Regions from separate parts of the Mus musculus genome. Here regions 2 and 3 are each linked to region 1. Evidence: chromatin loops called from intact Hi-C (ENCODE). Cell type or tissue: left cerebral cortex. All regions are shown on one strand. Region 1 has its middle 60 kb from the start of Gm14642. Region 2 holds the start of Pmepa1 (prostate transmembrane protein, androgen induced 1). Region 3 overlaps Gm36911 (a long non-coding RNA gene).

Region 1 (8,000 bases):
GGGGAGGGGAGGGAAGCTTAGCCTCTGGGCTAGAGAAGGGAGGGGGCAGGATGGAAACTTCTGGGAGGAACCACAGGCTCTGAGCTAGGCTTGTTTCTTTAGGACCTGACAGTGAGTGCGGGCAAAGTTTTAAATGCACAATAGAGGAGTTCTGTGGGTGTAACAAAGTGTTGATGGAAACGCAGATCAGGGATGGAAACCCAGGACCACAGCGTACACAAGGAAGGCAGTTTTGTATTATTAGGGAAAAGAAAAATGAAGTTCCTCTCTTATTCATTGAGTTAAAGACACACGGTGAACAGCACAGACATCCACATCCACCCAGTATACTGAGAACTCCCAAATAAATTCCCTCCCAACCGTCCCGGGGGGGGGGGGGAAGTCAACTAAAGCCAGAAACATTCGTCCCGTTGAAAGTGTTAGCAATGGCACTAAACCAGCTTCCCAGTGCGGCTAGCAGGAGCGTGGGGGATCCCTGCCCAGAAAGGGAATAGTCTTAGACGATGGGAGAGGTGAGTCTTTATCGTGCCAGCTTTAAAATTTTTGTTACAAATTTAAAGAAAAGGTTTTAAAAGATTTTTTTTCAAAAATAAGTAGGAAATCTTTTAAGTAAGCCAGCAGAGGCCATGGGCCATAAAATTTAGAAGGTTTCTGGAAATCTCCAAGATCAATTGATGGTCTAAAATTTCGAATTTACTTTCTTATGCCCACATGAGGAGAGTAGTGGCCACCATAAATACAAGGCCAACATGAGCCGTTCATTTAAGCTGGTGAGCTGCCTCATAGCCATGATCAGGATGCGCTCCCTGGGGCTGGAGAGAGCAGCTGGGTGAGTGTAACAGGCACTCAGACAAAATGGAGTTACTGTGGGCAGCTCAGCTCAACTTTGCTTTAGCTTTGGGTTGGTCGCTGCTCTATACACTTTCTATTTATTCTTGTGGCGTGTGTATGTTGTGTGTGTGTGTGCATGCGTGCTGTGTGCGTGTGTGTGTGTGTGTGTGTGTTTGTGTGTGCATGAGGAGGCCAGAAGAAAGCATCTGGCATCTTCCTCTGTCACTCCCTACCTTATTCCCTCGAGACAAAGGCTCTCATTGAACTTGGAGCCAGCCATTTTCCTGGCTGGCCTGGCTGGACTACTGTCCAGGCTCCGTGATTCAATCCCCATTGTCTCCTCCCCACACGGTGTTAGGGTTACAGGCAAACCCAGCTTTTTACTCCAATGTTGAGAAATCTGTGCCCAGGTCCTCATGGTCGTCTGGCAAGCACCGTTACCCCCTGAGCCCTCTCCCAGGTCCCCCATAAGCATCTCAAGTATATTTGAACTAAATTGACAAAGAAACTGCAGCTCACACACTAAGGACCTGAACTCATGACATAAGTAGTTTTGAGTCACCCACTCCTTCGAGGGAGACTTGCGGCTAAAAGAGGAAATTCATTTCCATCGAGACAGGAGAGTTTTTATTCCTGTTGAGTAATCTAGATTCTGTGGAAAATGAAGCGAGAGGCTGAGGTCGCGCTTAATGCTGGCTTGCATCATGTGATGCATAAGGAAAATATTTGGGATCGGTTTCTGGAGTGGACTCGTGGAGCACCATGGCTACAGTGGTTAAAAATCAACACAGTTTACCGCACAGCACGGGCATGAGTCACCCTGAGTTTATAGATGCGCCCGCTCTGAACCGTGAAGCCATGTCTTCAGCCACCCACCCCGTCCTCCCTCTTAAAGATGAAAGAAAGGGGGAAGGAAGCAGCTTTCTCACACACAAGCAGTTCCTGGAACTGGAGTGACGTGGGTATGGTTATACATTTCTAAAATTGAAAACTTAGTCAAATACACCCAAGGCTCACACACAACGAAGTGCAAACAGCTAAACTCAAATACGCAGTTAAGGATGAAATGCACACTTGTAAAACATCGTGCCAATAATTCTATTATGCAGAAACGACAGTATCTTGAACATAGACACGGATTAAAATTTAACTTTGCCTTTTAAAGGTTTTCTTTTTTATCATGACAAGATCTTCCTGCGTAGCCAAGGCCACCCTTGAACTTGTAATCCTCCTGCCTCCGCTTCTCAAGTGCTGAGATTCAATGTGTGTGTGGTGACCATCAAGCTTGAGGCTTTGCCTGTGGCTTGTCTTCATTCTTATCCCGCAGCAGAGAATTGCTCTGTCTTTAGTCTCTGGACGTAAGCTCAAGTCCATTTTAGTAAAAGTTGCAAGGCCCAGGCAACAAGTCTAATTCTGGCCAAGTTTAGTGTTGAAAACACATTCATTTCTGGTACCAAAACCCAGGGGAAACTATATACAAGCCTTGAGCTTTCGTAAACCTTCACAGGTCAGGGCCAGCCAGCAGAAATCTGCGTGTCCTGGAGGTGACACCAGAGAAAGAAACCACAGCCTTTGTGACCTCGTGTGGCCCAGTGTGGGCTTGTGTGAGAGCCAAGGCCTATGGGGTAGGTGCAGAGATTTAGTTGGGGGTCTGATATAGCTCAAATGAAATTTAAGAAATGAAATGTATGAAGACTAGTTCAAACTCATTGTAAAGTGAGACTCAAATCATGGACATGTTAATGTAGATCTTTGGCAAATTAGGGCCGTGCATACATTCAGATACCCACCAGACTGGCCTTGAGCTCAGAGATCCAACTGCCTCTGTCTCCTGAAATACCCAACTCTTTGCCTCCAACTTGACTATTTCCCTTAGTGACTGTTTTGTTTTAATCCCTGACAATGCAGCCACTTATCACCTGATCCGTTACGTTGCTCCGTTTGGATATTCATTGTTTGACTTACCAGATGCTCTGATTGGTGTGTTCTTTTTCACACGCAATGCAGAACATTTAAAGACACGGCTTTCCCTCTGAATGTGGCTTTGGCTGCTTCTAAAATGTTGCTGTTGCCATAAATTGATACCCCAAATAAGCTAAAATGTAATGTTTTGCTATCTCCTTGATCTAAAACTTGTTGAGGAGAATTTGTTTTAAAACTGCCTACTGCAACTACCCAGCGATTAGACAAAGGTTAATTAAATTGTGGTAAAATTCACACAGTCACTGCACCGTCATAGGTGAGAGCCAGATGATGCACACTGTATTGAAGGTGATGTCCCCGGCATAGGTGAAATACACATACAGCTTTACTGAGTAGCCTAGAGTGGTGTCCCTGGCAGCTGAACTCAGCAGCCTGGGGGTGCAGCCTCTGGAAAACGGTGCTGGCTGAGATGTGGAGCAGAGCGCCCTCTGGAGGTAGCCTTGAGGGAGCGCATCTGTGAAGGTGCACTCTGGTGTGTGCAGACCATCTTGTACTGTGAGGCCCACAGACACAGACACCATAAGGGTGACGATCTGGGTTCCTCCATGAAGCATCTGTGTTAGTTTCTTCCTGCATCGCAGTGGCCAAGCAGCAACAATAAGGGACTTGAAGAGAGGTTTATTTTGACACACTGCGTAGCTCTCAGCTGTGACTTCTGTCTCACGTCTTAGAGGAACTGGAAGCAGAGGCCATACAGGAAGTATATCTGGCCTATGACCCTCAGTGCAGACCCCAAGTGGTTCACATTCTCCAGTGAGGCTGCACCCTCTAAGGTTTCCACAGGCTTCCTAGAGAGGCTTCAGCATTTGGGGACCGAACATTCAGACACACAAGCCGTGGGGGACATTTCCTAACCAACCCATACTGGCATCGTTAGCAGAGAATCTGCCCTGTGACTTTCTCTCTGAAGTCCGTGACCATATCCTCCCTGGCTGGAGTAATTGCCACTGTGGGCTCCCCAGAGGGTCATTCCTTCCTCCTCTCCATCCCAACAGTGACTCAGAAAGCTTAGATGGATTCAAACACACACCGCTCCCAGGGAAGCTGCTGCCCACCAGCTCCGGGGAGACTGGGGTGGAGATGTGGCTCGCGAGCAGCTGTGGCCAGTTTTGATGGTTTCCTTTCTTGATCCATGTTTAAGCCCACCTGTTGTTCTTTCCGAGAAATCTGAGATTCAAGGTGAGTTGGTGGCATCACGGGTCCAATCTGGCCTCAGGAGAAAGATGTCTATTCTCATAGAGAACTAGGGGCTTCTACCTCAGTTGCCCTGGCTCACAATGGTTGGCATGAAGATGAGGGGGTAGCATCCCAAAAGGTACACTGGAGGTGAAGGACTCACTGAGCGCTTTGAAACAGGCCCCTTGGAGGGGGCATCCATTTATAGATATGAATGTGTGTCTGTATGTGGGTGTGTACACAAGAGTGCAGTGCCCAAAGAGGCCAGAAGAGGGCATTAGACTTCCCTGGAACTGGATTGACAGGCAGTTGTGAGCCTCCATGTGGGTGCTGGGAACTGAACTCTGATCGTCTGTAAGACCAGCCAGTGCTCTCATCATTGAGCCAGCTCTCCAGCTCCATTTTAAATTGTGTGGTTTCTCTTTTTCTTTAACTCCTGGTTTCAGCCCCTCCGAGGGAGGTTTTCCGCTTGTTGTAGCTTGTTGTATCCCACTCTCAAACCAAGCATGAAGCTCCGTGCAGAAGCCGTCCTATGGACCGAGGGATGGGGGCATCTCCTCTGAAGTGTTTGCATTCATCCTTACTAAGTGACATTTATTACACCACCTGCTTATTCGATCTGTGAAGTCTGAGAGGAACATCAAAGGCTGTCAGCTATCACTGTGGCTTCAAAGAAGCGTCACATTAGAGCCCTTCTCCTGCAAGAAATAGTTAGAGGGCCAAGTTCACAGCCACCATGTCGTCTTGACGGTTTGTGGGTTTGACAAAGGTTGAATGCACATTTCGACGGTGGCTTATGTTCATCCTGCATCCTGCTCACTGAGAGAAGCGCATATCTGTTCTGCCTGTGTTCTTCTTCACCGCCCCGCTCACCCTCTGTCGCCTCTTGCTCTGGGGTGTGTCCCTGATGGAGAGTTAGCACTGGACCTTTTCTCTGAGAGTCAGAGCAGAGGACTCTGCCTTCCATCCGATGCACCTCGATATCTCATCGGAGCTCCCGTTCACCCTCTTTTGTTGTTGATGGCGTTTGGGGTTTTGCTTCGTTGAATTCAGCTGTGTTTCCCTCCCTATTTTCCCCTGGATTTGGATCTGACTACTGTGTCCCTTGAACAGTTCCACCAACATCTCTAAGCCCGGATGAGTCTGTTACGGTCAGAACTACTCGGTGACCAATTTCTAGCCTGCTGCTCCTGCCCAGGCTAGCCCTCTGGCTGCTTCCTACAGAATAAACAGTGTTCATCCCTCGCCAGTCTCCTCTGTGAAACTGACCGGCTTACGGCTGCAGACACCCCCCACCCCTGCCCCATCATCACCTCTCTCCACACAGCCACACAAGGGCGGGGACCTGTCCTTCTCTCGAAGCCTGATGTGGCTGCTGCAGGACTGGGGCTCAGGCACTTCATCAGTGGGTATTCTGCATCTGGCTCTTCACCGCCTAGGTTATAAGAGATCTGGAGGTTCAGCCCTAAGACTGCAGTGTTTTTTATTGGTTTGTACAATTTGCTCATAGAATAAGCTGAGGTAAATAAAGTAAGTAGTAAGTCCTGATGTGAACTTAAAATAACCGGTTACATAATCGCAAAGCTAGTGCAGCTGAGGCTGGAGAGATGGCCCAGATTAAGAGCACTTACTGCTCCCGCAGAGGACTCGAGTTTGCATCACAGCTCCAAAAAGATCTGGCGCCCTCCTGTGGCCTCCATAGACACTGCACTCATGTGCGTGAATCCACACTCAAGACACAGACAAATACACGTAATTAAAACATTAATTTGCAGGGTTAGATTGAACTTAGATTTGCCTCAAACTAAAGTCTCCTTCTCTACTAATTTTCTCACTACTGTGATGATAAATCTGGCTGAAGTCACCTGAAGGAGAGGGCTATTTTGGTTTGAGGGTACACAGTCCATGACGGCAGAGAAGTCGGGGTGTCAGGAGCTAGAATCAGCTGGTCAGGTTGCATCTGTAGTCTAGAAGCAGGGAGAGAGGAATACTGGGGCTTGGCTGGATTTCCCCTTTTTATTTCATCTGGTACCTCACCCCATGGAGTGATGCCACCCACATTTAGGGTAAATCTCTTCTCTTTACCTTCTGGAAGCTTCCTCATAGATGTAGCAAAGCGTATGTCCATGGTGACTTTATGTCCCATAAAGTTGACAATCAAGATGACCACCAGACTCAACTAACTCTCTCTCTCTCTCTCTCTCTCTCTCTCTCTCTCTCTCTCTCACACACACACACACACACACACACCAGTGTGATCAATCTTTTTATATCAGCTCAGGAGGTGGCTGCTTAGAGTGAGACATGGTCATGACAAACACCACCATGGTCAAGGTCTCCCTCAAATGTCCCTAGCTCCCATCAGCCTGAATGCATTGAGTCTACTCTGAAGGTGCTCCCTTCACTCCCAACCAAGCTGTCTCCCTTTAGGGCTGTTTCACGTCCTCCTTGGCCCCTGCACCTCGGGCTGTGCCTGCCACACACTAGGTGACTTCAGTCGCTGGGTACGCACTCCTGAACTTGGCCTTGATGCATCCAGACCAAGGGCCACTTCCTCCAGGTGAATTCCTGCTTTGAATCTGCACAGAGCCTCTACTCCATTCTCTCCTTTCCCAGCTATGAGAACTCTGGGGGTGGGGGTGGGGTGGGGAACCATGGGAGCCCATGAAGAAAAGAAAATGCAGGCCAGGGCAGAACCTCCTAAGTGCTTCTCCCTTGTGGTCAGGGTGAATTGCTCCATCCAGACAACCCATTGCAAAGCTGAGTCCTTACTCCCTGGTTTGGTTTCCAGCTGTCCCTCCAGGCTCCCTTCCAAGTCACTACACTTTGTGACACACTTCAAATGCCCTTGCCGCTTTGCTCGTCACCAGAATTGCCCGAGATGGCACAGCTCAGTTGCAAGCCAGCACATGCAATCTTCGGGCAACCTCAGGTTCTCAGGTTCGGGGCAGGTTTGAGATTGGGTAACTGCTCTGGTTTGCTTTCTATTGCTGTGTTAAAACACCAAGGGGTTGTTCTCTCCTACAGCGTACATCCCACCGTGAAGGGAAGTCCTGTCAGGAGCTGAAGCAGACGGTGTGGAGAAAGGCGCGAGCTGGCGTGCTCATCACGGCTTGTTCAAGCTTTTTTTATACAACCCAGGACCACCTGCCCGAGAGTGACCTGCTCATTGTGGGCTGGACCCTCCCCCATAAATCATAACATATCACACAACAGAGAAAATGGCCCACGGGCCAATCTGACAGAGGAATTTTCTCAGTTGAGGGCCTTCTCAGCTGATCCTACCTGTGTCAAGTTGACAAAACTCGATCCAACACAGAGATCCAGCAGTGAGGTAAGACACGGTTTCTCTACTATGTCTCACATGTTTGTGGAAAGCAGACCTAGAGCTACAAATCCCAGAAGGTGCCAAGCCTGTCACCACGGTGTAAGAGCAGACATTGCGCATGGCAAGCGATGGCATCCCAAGCAGCCACTCTGTGCCCTTTTCAGATCATAGGAGACTGAATTTCCTGGCCAGACTTCTCTGGAAGCTAGATCCAGGGTTCATGGCCTAGGCTTGAGATTCAAACTGATTCTTGTTCTGTCGCTTGCATGCATTTAATCAAGCGCATGCTAGTCCTAAGTGTGTGTTTTTCCTCCTGTGGGCAACAACAAAGACAGTGGGGACAGTTCGCTGACAGTGCGTGCATCATACCCAGTGAGGATCGGACAGAGAAAGATATTAAACCCGGAGGCATCCAGTGTGCACATCGTGTGGAGCTGACTTCCTGAGAGACTGCAGCATGTGTGCACTAATGGCTTCTCTCGAACACTAAATCTCACTCCCTACTGTGGAGAGTCAGTGCTGGGGACAACACCTGGTCAGTTTCCTGCCCAGTCCCCAGTCTTCTTCCTCCCTGAGAAGAAACCTCAGGCAGCATTTGGGCAGCAAAGGCTCAGATGTTCCTCGTGATACACTGAAGCCTGTCTGCATCTGACTCTCACTTTCCCGGCCTCTTTTGCAGCAT
Region 2 (8,000 bases), 180 kb before region 1:
CCGAGGCTTGAACTCGGATCATCAGTCTTGGCAGCAATTGCCTTTACCTGCTGAGCCGTTTCGCAGACCCCTATTTTTTTTTCTTTTCTTTTCTTTTTTTTTTTTTTGAGATAGCTTATCTCTGTGGCCTGGACTATCAGGCTAGAATGGCTCGCCAGCAAACCCTCAGTCTCCACCTCCTCAGCATGAGGATTACAACTGCACGTCTGTCACCAACCTCTGGAAGCACTTCACCCACTGAGCCCTGCAATAGTTTGAGTTAGAGGGCTGGGGAAGAAATTAGGTGGCTCAAGGACCCTGGCAGACAGTGGTATTAACCAACGGAGCTGCTTGTGCATCTCCTACCACCAAGGGCCACCCCCTAGGGCCCTGGTAAAGTGAAAACCAACTCGCCTCAGTCGGTCTGGAAGGTACTCTCAGCCACAGGTTAAAGCGGGAATGGAGAGCCAGGGGTTCGACTCTGAGATGGAACAGATTGGGAAAGAGGTGTAAAGTTCCAAGAAATGTGTTTATGAGGCAAGCGGTGGTTCCTCCAAACAGCCATGCGAGACACAGGCTGCGCACTCAGGTTCATCCCCAAAGAACTCTTTTAGGTGCTAAGATCTGCCACCCAAGTTTCCAAATTCAGGGAACAGCACGTGCGGTCCAAGAGAGACAACTTGGCCAAGCTTCCGACCTCCTTTTCCTTCATGTCTACCTGAAGCACAAGAGCTCCAAGCTCACTCAGCTCCTCCTGGCTCTGACACGAACACAGGACATCTGAGGAGTACACGGCGGGATGGGGCGGGATGGAGCAGTGGGCCAGAGGGAAGCCACCAGCACTGCAGCCAAGGCCGGAGTACAGGGATGGAATCAGAAAGTCGGCGCACTTAGGCAGAGGAAGGCTTTAAAGTCCCTTCTAGAAGAGTGTCCTGAGAAGCCCCAGGGAGAGTGCCCCTGCGGGTACTAACAGGAGTTCCCTATAGGTAAAACAGCCTGAGGTCTTTCTTCCCACCCCCCTTCCTACATTTTGAAACAAAGAAATTCCAGGAAACACCAACCTAAGGCTTCCTTCACTCAGACTTTCAGGGAACACTAGCAATACACTGTTACATTATTAAAGTGAGCCCCTCCCTGTTTCACTCTCTCTTTTAGTAAGTAGACTGTGCATACACAAAGTGGGGACAATCCTGGACTAACGGGTGGTGACAGGGTATTTCCAGGCACCAAGCCTGGGCGAGCCTCTTATTCCAATGTTGATGGGGGCAAATACCGGTTACCACCAAGAGCTTCAAGCCATCTTGGTTTCAACCAAGATATCATTAGGGCCAATTACCAGTCTGTTCTCTACTTCTCCGAATGAGTTCCAGGGATGGAACTCAGGCTGTCAGACTTGACAGCATCTTGCTGGTACTAGAGCTGATTCAACGAAGGGACAAAATTAAGATTGAAGTCTTTTGTTGTTTTTTCAGAGAAAAGACAAGACCAGAATGTCCAACTGGTCTTTGTCATACAAAGTGAACCTCCACGGGAGGTTTCCTAGGGCATTTCCAGGAGAGAGAAGAGAGGAATCCACAGAGCAGGGTCAGCCTCTCCCCAGACACGTGCAGAAAACTAACATCCTCTAGATGGTAAATTCCCTGAACCTCTCTGATCGTCGCACAGGGGCTCCTGGGAAGCCTTAGGGTTTGGTGCCAAGGAAAGATCACAGACTGATGGCACTGGCTCCTGGCAGGTTTTCTTGACATCTCCTGTCTTGGGGCAGGCAGCAAGGCAGCTGGGGAGAAGTGGGATTCAGTGACGCCAAGGCTTTCAATTTCAATTCCAGACTGGGAGACAGTGAGTCAAATTCGGCACAAGGGCCCCACCACCCAAACCTACTTCCTCTGCTCAGGTGGGGCCCGGTCGTGGGCTATTTTTTACCCTTGATGCTTTACTGTACATGCGGGGTGCTGGGGCGGGGGTGCAAACTGTGGCAGCTGCCTGCAGAAAGCAGCTTATGAGTCACCTAGCGACTGCCCAGGTCTGTGGCAGTTGCCCCTGGGCTCCACAGAGGACCGCTGTCTGGGTTAGGGGGAGGCTGTGTACCCTTTTGCCCTAAGTGCTTTGGGGTAAGATAGAGAAACTAAACAGAAAGGCAAAAGGTACCCCCTCCTCCCCAAAAATGTGGGTTAGGGGAGGAGCGCAGATTAGAGGCAGATGGTAGGGAATGAGGTTTCAATTCTCCACCCAACCCAACAGCCACCTGGGTGGGCCACACAAGGAAGTAGATGTTCGCTGATCTCAACTTCTGGAGGTGCAGGATGGGGTTCAAACGGGGCACTCACCACCCTGAGTCTACCACCTCCAAGGAGGTCTCAACACAAACAGCCCCAAAACTTTGACTCATTTGTAACCACCGTCCCAGCCAGAGTGAGCCAAGCAGTCCAGACAGAGGCTATTTATAGGAGTCCGGGACAGACATTCACAATGACACACACTGGGGATCCGCGGTGGGCTAGACGCGCCAGCGCTGAGCCCTGGATTCAGACACCTGAACACAAACGGTCCTTAAATCTGGCTGGATCCAGATCATATCCCCAACCCCCGCCACGAGCACACAGCAAATCAGTCACACTGAGATGCAGGAACACTCGGACACGCACTCGGCCGGCACAGACCGCGACTCTGAACCACAGACACCAAAAGACGCGCGGAGACTCAGACAGACAGACTAGCGCACTCTACATACGCACGGAAACCCGGGACGCATCGCCATGGCCACTCCAGACACACGCCAGGAGCCCCAGACACCTCCCGGGCCAGACAGTGTCTCCCCCGCCCGCTCCCCCGCCCAAAGTTGATAAAGAGCCTAATTGCTCCATCGCCGCGGCCCCTAGGGAAAACGGAATGGAAACTTCCCCGACCCGGCTCCCCTGGCCCTCCCAAGAGGCGCGACGTCCCCGCCGAGCCCCGGGTCCGAGTCGGGCCGGGCGGGGCGCGCGCGGCGGGGACCGTGCCAGGCTCGCAGCGCCGCGGGACAAAGCCGGGCCGGCCGCCAGCTGCCGCGAGCCTCCGGGAGGGCGCGCCCCGGGCGCGGCGAGCGCAACCGGGGAGCCTGGGCGAGGCAGGCGCGCGGCCCCCGAGTCCCCACGCGATCCCGATGTCCCGGGCCGGGGATCCCACGGGGCTGTCCCGGGGGGAACAGGGCACACTCACTGATCTCCATGCTGGGGAACAAAGAGCGCTGGCAGTTGCACGCGCAGGAGACATTGGGCTGCCCGGCGGCGGCGGCGGCGGTGCCGTTGACCCCCATCAAGCGGTCACGGGCGGCGCGGGGCGCGAGGCGCGGGGCGCGGGGGCGGCTCCGGCCGGCGCGCGGGGCTCGGGCCCCGCATACAGCGAGCAGCGCGGCGCGGGCTCGGGGCGCCGCCGAGGTCCCCGAGGCGAGCTGGGTCCCCCGGCCGCCGAGCGGGAGCCCCGGGGCGGCGGGCCGTGGCCGCGGGCGGCGTGCGGGGCACGGGCGGGCGGCCGGGGCACGGGGCCGCCGGGCTCAGCCTGCGCGCCGGCCGATCCGCAGCTGAGCGCCGCCGCCCGCTCCTCATTCAAGTCCAAGGAGATCGGGTTGCGCCGCGCGCCCGCGGTCGGAGGCAGGCAGACGGTCTGACGTCAGCGCTAGACGGGGCTGCCGGTTCCCACCGCGCGGGGGCCGCGGAGGGGGCGCGCGCTGCGCCAATCCCCGCCGACGGCCCCCGCACCCTCCTCGGCCCGGGGGGCGGGCCCGTCGCTCGCGGGGCGGGCTCTTAAAGGGCCCGAGCCTAGCGTCCATGTAGACCGGTCGCCGGCGCTGCGTAGACCCAGCGCCCTCGAGACTCCGCAGGCCCGGTCCGCGGGAGCCCCCGTGCCTGCGGCGGTCACAACACAGAACAAGAATCAAGACGAAAAGTTAAGGTGTTCTCCTCTCCAACTCCTGCCCCTGGGGCCCTCCACCCAGGCTTTTGGGGGCACCCGAAGACTATAAGGTTTCTGGGGCGCCTTGGAAGAGTTTAATGCATGGAGATCAGAGCATGGAGGGTCTGGAGTAAAGACCCATCCATAGCTGTATTTCTCAGGAGACTGAGAATTAGTCTGAGCCCCTCCGCAACCCCCAACCCCGCGCGGCTCTTTAACTGGGCCTTTTGGATAGACTGGAATTTCTGTAGACACGCCCCGAGAAGCGCCCCCTGGTCCTTGCCTTGTAAATTAGTGCCCGGGACTGGGGGTGAGAGTGTGTGTGTGTGTGTGTGTGTGTGTGTGTGTTACTATTATGGGACACCCAAGCAGTTACACACCCTCACCCTCTATCTGCCGCCCCAAGGGCCACCGACTGGGTTGTGTGGCTCAGAGTGTAAAAGGGGGTCAAGGGAGGGTGCTTTTTGTTCATTAAGTTTTAATTAATTACTGGAGAGCTATGGGAACCCGTGCTCTGGCTTCAAAGATATTAAACTGTTACATAAGAGGCCTCCCATCCCTAGCGCAAAGCCAGCCTCAAATATGAAGTACGCCTCCTTGACCCATTCCTAAACTTTCAGTCGCCTGGCGTGCCTACTGTGTGCCAGAAGCACACCAGATAGTAATGTCTCCCATAGCAACTTGGGGAGACAAATTATTATTTGGCTTCATTTTACAGCCAGAGAAAGTGTTCGGTTCAGCTAAGCACAGCGGTGAAGGCTCAGGAAGACGGAGCCTAAGTTCTGCACAGCCTGATGGAGTACCTGTCCCTGCCCACGAGGGATCCAAGGACTTTAAGGGGCTGTGTCCCTTGTCATTAAAGAAGGGGAAAGCTTTCACAGGTTTTTGTTATTTATTTTTAATAGACTGGTGAATAGGTGAAGCTGAGAGAATAGTTTTCAGAGCAGCCCAGGAAGTGGGTTCCTCTGCCTAACCTTCCGTGACCTTCCTGGAGGAGCCACCGCGGAGCCCAGTGTCCTCCCAGAGGGAGGTTCCAAGGTGCTTAGTCCATTTGTTTGAAATAGCAGCTCAATCTTGCTTTTTGTTTTTAATATTTATTTTTTTATATATGTATGAATGCTTTGCCTGTGCGTGTCTATGCGACGTGTGTGTCCTTTATGTCAAAGGCCAGAAGGCCATTGATCGATCCTCTGGGAACTGGAGTTACAGATGGTTGTGAGCCACCGTGAGGGTGCTGGAAACTGAACCCAGGTCCTCTGGAAGAACAGTAAAGTACTGTTAAGGGTTGAGCCATTGCTCCAGCTATAAGCTCAGTCTTAAAGCCAGGACAGGGCAGGGGATTCATTTGTTCTTGTTCTAACGCAGGTGGCAACTGTGTCTCTTCCCCACGAGTGCGGGGCCCCAGCCTCACAGTCTTTCAAGATTGGCTAGTTTTAAATGGATCTTGGCAAAGGAAAGGAAGGCTCAGCTGCATCAGGACTGTTCAGTTCTGGGAAGGGGTTGGCGGGATGCTTTGCAAAATCAAAAGGTGGGGGAGATTTACAAAAACATTTTGTAAGTTGGAGGAATTTAAAGGTTTGAATTCCTTTGCATAAAAGTTCCTACAAGGTAGGTGTGTGTGTGTGATTTTGGTTGGGGGTAGGGGGTGTTGTGGAATACTGGCCCCTAGCAGGTTACCCTTTATGGAAAAATATTTTAAAACCATCCCCCCCCCACCCCCATGGGGCCAATAGAGATTGCTATGGCTACAGTCTTCTTCCAGCAATCCGTTCTGCTATTCTATCAACAAACTGTGAGAGTCTGGGACCTTAGCAAAGGAATTCAGTGGCGCAGCTCTCGTCCTTCAGAGGCCTTACAGGAGATCTGGCTTGTCCATCCATGGGAAACGTCTTGACCGTTGGCTATATTGGAAACGAGGAAGCTTTTAATTTAGTTTTTAACATGTGTGCATGCGCATGTATGTGTGTGTGTCAAACTCGAGGCAAGAGTCTGAGCTGCCTGCCTAACATTTCAAAATTCTCCCAGCAGCCCCTGGTCCCTATCTGTTACAGGGTATGGTGGGCATACCCCTGCCCTCTACCCTGAACTCTCCAGCCCTTCCCCCGGAGGCTCTTCTCTATATAACGCATATACAGTTTAGTTACCCGCCCTGTCCTCCTTTTGAACCTTTGACCCCTGGCTGCTCTCCTTGGTTCCCCTCTCTCCCTTGCCCTCCTCCTCTCCCTAACGGTTCAAGGTCATGACCGTTCTAGACTCTCCCTAGTGCGTCTGCCTCCGGCTGTGCTCTCCCACAAGTCTATAATAACTGGTCTCCTACCTAGGAACAGTCCTGTTCTTTCCTTTCTGTTTTGATTATTTTTCATCCAGGTCACATGTGCGTGCATGCCGGTCAGAAAATGACTTGCAAGAGTTGATTCTCCTTCCAGTTGGGTCCCCGGCAATTGAACTGAGGCCCTCTGGCTTGGTGGACAGCCAGGTCCTTAACCTACTGAGCCATCTTGCTGGCCTTTTATGTGTAATGCTAAGTGTGTGGGGGGTACCTGGGGAGGCCAGCAGGGGGCGTCAGATCTTCTGCAGCTGGGGTTGCAGGTGGATGTAAGCTATGCGACATGGGTGTTGGAAACCAAGCTCGGGTGTTCGGGAAGAGAGTTCCTGCTCTTAACCACAGAGCCATCTCTCCAGCCCGAGAGGAGGTAGCTTTTACACAGCAGAGGAGGTTAGACGGTAGCAGGTAGAACCAACCAATAAATTCAATGAGTTGGAAAACAACCAACCTTCCCATTGCCCTGACCTCCCACTGACCTGTCTGGGGTGACAGCTATGACCACCATTTACTGGGTGCTACAGTGTGACCTTACTCTGTTGACCCCATCACAGTAAAAATGAGATTGGATGGCTTCATGGTGTCTGGGCCTACCTGCCGGGCATAGAGCTTAGTGAGCACGGCTGTGTGATCTCAGTTGAGTGTCTTCACCTCAGTTTGTTTTCCTCCTCTGCAAAATGGGACAGCGGGTGATGGCAAGGTCATAACAGGGCTTCAGAGAGGGAGTTCAGGCCTTGAGTGTGTGTGTGCGGGGAGGGGGCGAGCGGGAGGGGGTTGGCAGGGGGAGGGGGAACATAGCAATTCTTGCTCACTGAATCCTCAGGGCACCCCTGGGGAGGGAGGAGTCTGCGATCATTAATGTCCATTTTGCAGGCCAGTAGACTGATGGCTTGCCTATGAAAAGGCCCTTGGCTAAAGCAGTCGGTAGGAGAGGGAAGAGTTCTGGAAAGACCATGGGCTACACTGTTAGCACCCCCCGGGGGCTTTCAGGTGTGGGGGCTGCTGAGAAAATCCAGGACACGTGATTAAATCTGAATTTCAGACACCCCTTGTGCAGTACCAGTATCTACCTCACGGTATTTGGGTCACACCTATGCTAAAGTGTATGTCTGAGCTAAAGCTTTCAATGACCTGAATGAATGGCTGTTATTTGATGGCCCAGGTACCTCTGGTTGTGCTGAGAACTTGGCTGTGAGGCCAGAGCCCACTGTCGGGATGAGTGCCTTCTGTCCAGAGGGAGTGAAGCAGTGTCAAGATGGCGTTAATGAAGGTGGGGGACTCCTTCTGCCAGGAGTGGTGTGCTCCTCACCACCAGGCTAAGGGACACAGGTCAGAGAAAGAGTTTCCTCCCTCGTTCCCTTTGTCAGGTACCCGGGGTTGACACCTGCCCTCGCAATACCCGAGCCACATTCATAACCTTCCTTTTTAAAATAGCTCTATGTTGCCTTGGATGACCTTGAGCTTGCAATCTTTCTGCCTCAGCCTCCCAAGTAATTGTGCTATCATGCCTGGCTAGGTTATTTGTTCATTAGACAACAAACTGTCCTCCTAGTCTAGGCTGGGCTCTGTGTGGCCCACTGGTGTAGGGGCTGAAAGCAAGACAAGCTGAGACCACAGACATGGCAGCTAAGCTGGAGTCAAGGCCCAAGGGGTCCTCTCGCTCTGAAGGCCAGATGGGAGCCATCCTGTCCTGGTAGCGGCCCTCCTGGGGTGCATATTCTTGGAGGTGAGGCAGACCAGACTGTACATGTATGGACATGAATCTGGT
Region 3 (8,000 bases), 100 kb before region 1:
CCTTCTATTTTTTAAACAACAGAATGACCCTCAAAGGCTGAGAGAAAGAAAGAAAGAAAGAAAGAAAGAAAGAAAGAAAGAAAGGAAGGAAGGAAGAAAGAGAGAGAGAGAGAGGAAGAGGAAGAGAGAGAAGGGAGGGAGGGAGGAAAGGAAGGAAGGAAGAGAGAGAGAAAGAAAGAAAGAAAGAAAGAAAGAAAGAAAGAAAGAGGGAGGAAGGAAGGAAGAAGGAAGAAAGAAAGAAAGGAAGGAAGGAAGAAAGGAAGGAAGGGAAGAAAGAAAAGAAGGAAGGAAGAAAGAAAGAAAGAAAGGAAGGAAGGAAGAAAGGAAGGAAAGGAAGAAAGAAAAGAAGGAAGGAAGGAAGGAAGAAAGAAAGAAAGAAAGAAAGAAAGGAAGAAAGGAAGGAAGAAGGAAAGAGGCAAAAAGGCAAGCCACATTACTTGCAGGCTTTTGCCTGAATATCTGCAGGATGGGGTCCCAGAGTGCTGTCCCAGGGCAGTGGTCTGCTGTAAGGGAAGAGTGGACTTAACTGTGTGTGTGTGTATATACATGTGTGTGCACGTGTGCAAGCTAGAGGCTGGCATTCACTGTCTTCTTCTTTCCCTCTCTACCTTATTTATTGAGGCAGGAGCTCTCAATGAACCCGGAGCTCAGCAGTTGGCTAGGCTGGGTGTCCAATAAGATCCAAGGATACTCTTGTCACTTCCTGCCAGGGCTGGCATCGCAGGCCTGTGCCACAGACTGGCTTTTTTTTTTTTAAAAAACTCTAGATCTTTTTTTTTTTTTTTTTTTTTTTTAAAGATTTATTTATTTATTATATGTAAGTACACTGCAGCTGTCTTCAGACACTCCAGAAGAGGACATCAGATCTTGTTACAGATGGTTGTGAGCCACCATGTGGTTGCTGGGATTTGAACTCTGGACCTTCGGAAGAGCAGTCGGGTGCTCTTACCCACTGAGCCATCTCACCAGCCCCAGACTGGCTTTTTGTATGGATTGTGAAGATCCAAACTGAGGCCATCAAGCTTGGGCAGTAAATGCTTTACCGACTGGGCCATCTGCCCTGCCTTTTAACTTTGCTTTAAAACTGTACTGTGGAGATTTAACTGAAGGCGTCGAGGGGGAGGAATCCCTCCAGGACTTTGAGAGCACGTGTGTGGAGTGGAGAGGCCATCCCTCCCTCACTGACCATTTCTAAGTATGGAGAGGAGGATTAAGCACTCTGAGGTGAGACAGGCAGGAGAGAAGGCCTGGGGCCAACCCCATATCCAGTGTGGGTGCTGTGACGGCCCTGTGACAGCTGAGGTCATTGCAGTCAGTTATGTGGCTGTCATCATCTCGTCAAAGGGAGAAGCGTTCAGACCACACCCTCAGAGAGGCCTCACCGCAGAGGCCCTTACAGAACTCCTCTGTGCAGACACAAATGGATGGGAAACAGATGCCAGTCTGCTTGCTGGGCAGCACCTGGCTCTGAGTGGCAGGTGTGGAGGTTGTCTTTGTCATAACCGAGGGCCATATCTTCCGGTGCCTTTGATGACGGCAGCATAGAAGTCTGGCGAGGCGTGGCTCCACTTCCATCATGGAAGGCTAGGGAGAAGGAGGAATAAATACAGATGTAGACAGAAGGGTGGCACTTCTCCTCAAGGCTCCTTTGAAGTAACCTCCTCCCCCCACTGCCCCCAACTGCAGCTCCTTTGCCATTGAGTTTCCTGCTTGGAGCGGCAGATCTGACTCTCTTTCCAGATTCTCTGAACTCTTTGGTGAGATTTACTCGGTAGAGATAGACATCAAGCAGGCGGAAGGGGAAGTGACTCTGAGACCTGGGCAAGTGCCTCAGGTTGACTCCTCAATGGGTCTCTGATCAGTTTAACAGGGCACCTGGCTAACTATCTCTGACTGAAGGCATTCCAGGAAGGCTGGGAGCAAGGAAGCAGGTGAGGCATAGTATGTGTCTCACAGGGCTTTTGGTCCACCAGGGCCGGAAGATCTTCCTGAGTGGAGTCACCATAAGGCCATTATAATGGGCATAAGCTCATTCGTGGTATTTTTCTAGCCTGACATGGTGCAGTTGCTCTCAGCTTAAAGTGAGACTGCTTCGCCACACATACCCCACTGACATGGAGGAAAATGGTTGCCAGTGGTCAAGCAGGAAGGCAGCTGGGCACTGTCCTGATGCTGTGTTCTAGAGAGCCTTACCAAATCTCCTTCCCGGCCCCATTGGAGAAGGAATCTTCCATCCCTGATGGACCATAAGCCTGCCAGGAGAATGCTGCTGTGTGTTCTGAGGCTAGAACCCCTGCACCCCATTCCCGCACCTTCTCTGTAGCCTTCCCCATGTGTAGAGGTCACCACTTTGGTCTGAAAGTGCTTAGATCTCTGACTCCAGAGTGAGTCTGGCTGATCCCAAGCCTGCTTCAATATGAAAGACACATATATGCCAGCCACTGAGCTGATGCCAAGGAAGAGGAAGAAGAAGAGGAAGGGGAGGGGGAGGGGGAGGGGGAGGGGGAGGGGGAGGGGGAGGGGGAGGGGGAGGGGAAGGGGAAGGGGAAGGGAAAGAGGGGACAAAGCTACAGAAACCACAACAGTGCATGCTGGGTGGGACAGATAGAGCTGCAGGGGGTGATGTCCAATCCGTGCACTGCAAGCTTTCAACAACAGGCTGGGCTCTCTCCCTTGTCTTTGAGATGCTGTGTCTGTGGCTCACTGGTCCTAGGGAAGCTTCTACACATCCCTCAGCAATCCACTTTCCATGTTCCATCCTCTGTGAAATTCCTAAGTCAACAATGCCGTGGGCTTTCTTCTTTCATGATTCTTCAAGATTCTTCTGCTGTGTATGTGTGTGTTTAAATTGGATTTTGTTTAATTTTGTGTGTGTGCATGTGTGTATTCAGGTGCACGTGTGTGTATGTGTATGTGATGTGTTTTGTGTGTATGTCATGTGGTATATATGTGTGTGTGTATGATGTGTGTGCATGTGATGTAGTGTGTGTGTGTGTGTATGTGTGTGAGATATGGTGTGTGTGTGATGTGATGTGGTGTGGGTATGTATGTATGTGTATATGATTGTGTGTGTGTGTGTGTGTGTGTGTGTATGTGATGTGCTGTGTGTATATATGTCATGTGGTATGTGTGTGTATATGTGATGTGATGTGGAGTGTGTGTGTGTGTGATGTGGTGTGTATGTGTGTATCTGTGATATGCATTCATGTATGTCGACACCAAAGGTCAACATTAGGTGTCTTCTGTGACTCCTCACTTTTTTTATGAGACAGCGTTTCTCCCTGAACCCAGAGCTCATTGCCTAGCTAAGGCCAGCTGGCCAGCGAGCCCCAGGGATGCCCGACCTCCCACCCCAGAACTGGGGTTGCACATACACCGAACTCAGGACCTCAGCCTTGTGTGCCAAAAACTTTGCCCACTGAGCCAGCTCCCAGACCTGACTTTACTGTTTTGGTCTTTTGGGTAGAGATGCCAATCAAACTATCTTCTGAACTTGGCACTCATCCACCTGGGGCCTCCCTCCTCTTTCTTTGCTGACTTACACCCTGTCTGAGCTGACCCTGTGTCTGTTTCCTCCACCCACACAGCCCACGCCCTGGACTTGAACTCTGTAGGTGTGACCATTGTGTTCTCTGAGAGGCAAGTGAGAGCACAGAACCTTACAGAACTCAAGTCCTCTGGCGTCCTCCCCACCCTGCTGTGCCTCCTGCCAAGCTTGGATTTTATCACCAGAGCTCCTTTGGGATCCCATGGTCAGCGGACAGGGCTGTAGCTGCAGGGCTCTGTCTCCATATCTGGCCCAGCCTTGTGGGTTTTTACCATATGCAGCACTCCACCCCCTCTCCCAGCATGCTGGATTCCAGAACCTGGGATGAAGTTACAGAGAGGGACCCAGCGCCTTTCAGAACTAGAGATCCAGAGTCAAAGCGCCTGTCCCTAACAGGATCAGCCAGGGTCTGGCCATCTCATCAGTTGAGGTTCCGAGAAGTTGCATCTTAAATTATTTTTATGGACGGTTGGAGTTTTGAGTGAATGTTTAGACTGCAGCTCACAAACACTTCCCTCTTTGGGAGGAAAGGAAACTGGCTCTCATTTGGCAGTTTCTGCCTCTGTCAGCGTTCCCAGTGGCAGGAACCATAAGCTCTGCCTGGGAAGGGCTGGGGCCACAGCTGGCTTTTATTATTGAATATTTCTGGTGGTGATGTTGGCCCCGACTCTGTTTATGTTGCTTGTAAGATTTCACGCAAGACTCTGCGAGGACCTGGGCTTGAGCCCGAGCGTCTGATCTTCAGGGTAATTCGTTCCATCCCTTCATTCCTGAGCCCCTGCCTTCTGATTTTTTGCCAAGTTCATATTGAACACTGCCAGGAAATGGAGTGCGGGCAGAATGTGCAGACTCTGGGTCCCCGTGGCTTCGGCTCGTCCTTCATCCTTCAGGGGAGAGGGTTCCGTCTTGCTCAGAGGGTAGTGTGTGTGTGTGTGTGTGTGTGTGTGTGTGTGTGTGTGTGTGTGTGTGTGTGATGTCTGTGTGAGTGCATCTATGTGATCTGTTTCTTTAGAGAGTTGCTGACCCCAAGGTCAAACAGAATGTGAGTCTGTCCTGCCTTGAGTCTCTGAGTGCGTGTGCTTGCCCTTGGCCTGGCAGAAAGCAGAAACCCGTGGCTCTGGGCCCTTCCTGCAGCCATGAATTGTTCACAAATGTCTTGCTTTGCTCATAGCTTGCCAGGCTGCCTTGAAGCCCTAGATCTAGCTCTGAAGATGTGACCAGTTCTGTGCAGGGTAGAGAGTCCTTTCCCCATTCTCCCTTTGGGATATGAAAGAAACTCTAAGAACACACAAAGGAGAGGCTGCTCTCCACTTCCCAACTTGTTTGTTTATTTTTTTTGTTAACATGTTTTCCAACAGTTCCTGGGTGTGTATTTGTGGAGTAAGCACATGTGTGCACATGTGTATTTGTGTGTGTGCCCATGTAAGCATGTATGTGCACATATAAATGTGTCCGTGTGTATGCTTGTTTGTGCATCTTTGTATATGTGTACACACATATATACACACATGCAAGTGTGTCTGTATCTTTATGTGTGTGTGTGCACATGTGGGCATGTACCTGTGTCAGAGTGTGCACAGATGCATAAATGGGACATTACTCTAAGCTTCACGTTTCCTGCTCACTAGGAGGTTAGAGAGCAGATGGCCTGTGTACCTAGTGGAGATCAGAGTCTGAGGTGTTGGGGAATTTTGGGGTGGGCTCACGGTCCCCACTGGAGTCTCCTGGGATTGTCTCCAACGGGTCTTGCTCAACACTGTAGTGAAATAACAGAGTGTCAGGGTATTATTTCTGGACCACAAGAGAACCCCGTGAGGACTGGGTGAACCCACCTTGGCTGTCCTTCCAGTGAGTCTCAGGGCATTTATGGTCCATGGTCGTAGCCTGTGGCTTGTGGTACTGGCCCCAACTGTGCACATCGTGGACAGCAGTGTGAAGTGTGAGGTCAGAGGCATGGGAACTGAGAACACCATACAAAGAGATCTAAAGTGCAGGGCAACATCAGTCAGTCAGGGGCAAGGAAGGTTATGACCACCCCTCCCCAGTGTCTGTGTGATACCCCGACTGTAGCACTGCCCAGCACCCGTCAGAACACAGAGCAAGCCAGTGAGTCACATAGAAAACAATTACGGATGGAAAGCTGAGAGCCAGCTTCCCACAGGGCTCCTGTTTATCTGTAGAGTCTCACTTTATGACCGAGCCATGAAACCATGCAAATGGAGATTTTAATGGAAAAGCTGCCACACTGGCTTCATGCGGAGAGGACTCAGCTGACCAGGACAGTGGCCAGAGGATGTGTTTGAGTCACCATCTCCACTGACATCTTACACTGTGCGTTCACTCTCCGGGCTTCTCGGCCTTCGACTCTGTCGTTAGCAACAAGCAAAACCTGGTTCTGTGTGTCTCTCTCTCCAGCTCTTTTGGAACAAGCAGGTAGTGAATCTGGGCCTTGGCATCCTAGTGACATCTGGGCCTTGGATCAGTTCCATCTTAGATCCTGAAGGGTGTTCAGCACAGCCCCATTTTAGGCCACTGGTCACCATGGAGAGCAAGGGCCCCTAAAGTTTCCCACTGATCCTTTGTCCCCTGGCAGATCAGAGTGGGGTCTAAAAGCTCACAGCTTATTAGTCAAAGGAATGGGTATCACTGTGTCCCTCCTGGCTCCCCAGAGGCCATTTGTCCCAGAAAGATACTTGCAGCAAAGGCTCCTTAAGTCTGATATTCCAGACTCAAGTTTGGCCTGAGTTTCTGCATGGCAGAGACACACCTACCTCTGAGAATGTGTTGTGCGTATGCGTATGTAAACTCACGTGAGGGTCATGAGAGGGAGTGCCTCTGCATATAAGTCCTTTTGGGATGCACACACACACATACACACACACACACACACACACACACACACACACACACACACACACACTGGCTATTTGGCTTCTGAGGAAGGTAGAGAAGACAGTGTCTCAGGCAGGAAACAAAATGGAGTTCTTGTTTGATTTAAAGTCATCACTGGTAACCCAGTGCTGTAAGGGACTGTCCTTAGAGCCAAACCACCACCATCTTCAAATATCATCGTGATAGGAGAGAAAGAGCTCATGGAGGACAGCCCAGGCTCCAAGGAGGCACCAGGCTGTCACATCTCCCTCTTAAAGGTCTTCTCCCCGCAGAGCTGGGTCAGTCGCTTAAAGGGAAAGAGAACTGAGGCAGAGTGAACTGGGCAAACCCTTGCCCAGGTCCACCAGCAAGTGAAGGCCCCAGGGTGCTGTGCACCGATAGCGATGCTGTAGTAAGGAACAAGGTCGGAGACCTGCTTGTGAAATAGTGAAAGCAAGAGTGAGCACAAATCCGAGGTCTCCACTTCTCTCCTGTGTCTTCTGTCTGTCTGTAGACTGTGGTTCCTGGCCTCTATGTTGTCTATCTGTTGCATGTGTCTAGTCTGTTCCATGCTGTCTTTCTGTATATCATGTATGCCCAGTGTGTGTTTGTGTATGTGGTGTGTGTGTGTGTGTGTGTGTATGTGTGTGTGTGTGTGTGTGTATGTGTATGTGTGTGTGTGTGTGTGTGTGTGTGTGCCCCTAACAATGGGATTTGCTTGTGTTTACTGAACACAGAGAATCTGGTATGGGAGTGCTTTTCTACAAAGTTGTTGGTTGTTGTTGTTGTTGTTGTTAACAACAACAAAGATTCACAAAGACATTTCTTCACTGAACCCAGATGACCCAGAATAACATTCAAAACTGTGCACGAATTTTACCAACCTATATCCACATGTTGCTTTATGGTGTGTTTGTTTTGAATTGTTTTCCACGAGTTGGCTGCTCAAAACAAATGATTATATCACACACACACACACACACACACACACACACACACACACAAAGGCCAGACAGCCTGATTTCAGTTGCTTCAGCGCCTGAGCAGGAGCGTAAAGCGCCGCTGGCTTGATGACCCAGGATGGCCTACCTCTCCTCTACCATGTGAATCAGTGCATCTTCCTCTCCCCACAGGGCCGCCGATGCCTGCAGAGCCAGGAGGGTGGCTCTGGCTAGCACCTCTCTGAGGTAACTCTTGCCTGTCACCTGGGGAGAGAGAGGCCTGTTACTCCTGCTGCCCTCTGGAGTCACTAGGGCGCTGCTGGTGGCCAGGCCACAGCACAGCTCAGTGAGACACTCCAGGACAGCAGGGATCCTCCGGGTGAGCCCTGTGTCGGGCCAGCCTGTGTGAATCTTCAGTCCCTGACTGTTCCACAAGGAGGGAGTTTTCCTCACAGTCATGCAATGTCTTGAGCATTTCCTCTAAAGCACCTCGGAGTTCTCTTCAGTATGAGTTTCTTTAAAAACAAAACAAAACAAAAAAACAAAACAACAAAAAAACAAAACATCGGTCCAGGCCAATAAGACTTCATCAGATAAAAGAGCTGGTTGCCAAACTTGACTGAGTTTGGTTCCTGGAACTC

What was found. Hi-C counts contacts between places; a loop is a spot of excess contacts. Peaks named below come from ENCODE experiments on the same cell type or tissue, not always from the same donor. Only the 100,000 strongest peaks of a DNase experiment are listed, where the experiment ranks them.
Region 2: a loop joins it to region 1, with 5 times the contacts of the local background. A loop is called at or near these places in 6 of 42 quality-filtered maps.
Region 3: it touches region 1 in a loop (2.2-fold over the local background); 3 of 42 quality-filtered maps call a loop at or near these places.

The regions. Positions count from the first base shown.
Region 1 is chr2:173,450,641-173,458,640 of GRCm38, forward strand. No RefSeq gene overlaps it. Among named protein-coding and RNA genes, the nearest start is that of Gm14642, 60 kb to the left of the region's middle. In left cerebral cortex, CTCF peaks have their summits at 1,416, 3,249 (motif pointing left), 4,262 (motif pointing right) and 5,695 (motif pointing left); DNase peaks (open chromatin) are centred at 1,618, 2,211, 3,241, 4,348 and 1 more place.
Region 2 is chr2:173,272,911-173,280,910 of GRCm38, forward strand. Pmepa1 (prostate transmembrane protein, androgen induced 1) reads right to left here and starts at 3,623. Exons shown (of 4, transcript NM_022995.3): 1 at 3,178-3,623. The coding sequence starts at 3,274. In left cerebral cortex, CTCF peaks have their summits at 3,652, 6,440 (motif pointing right) and 7,301; DNase peaks (open chromatin) are centred at 610, 1,862, 2,472, 2,617 and 4 more places; H3K4me3 peaks cover 3,144 bases; H3K27ac peaks cover 1,898 bases.
Region 3 is chr2:173,348,319-173,356,318 of GRCm38, forward strand. All of the region lies in intron 1 of Gm36911 (a long non-coding RNA gene), which reads left to right. Among named protein-coding and RNA genes, the nearest start is that of Gm36911, 5.5 kb to the left of the region's middle. In left cerebral cortex, no CTCF peak of the experiment used is centred here; DNase peaks (open chromatin) are centred at 3,775, 4,180 and 5,675; H3K27ac peaks cover 690 bases.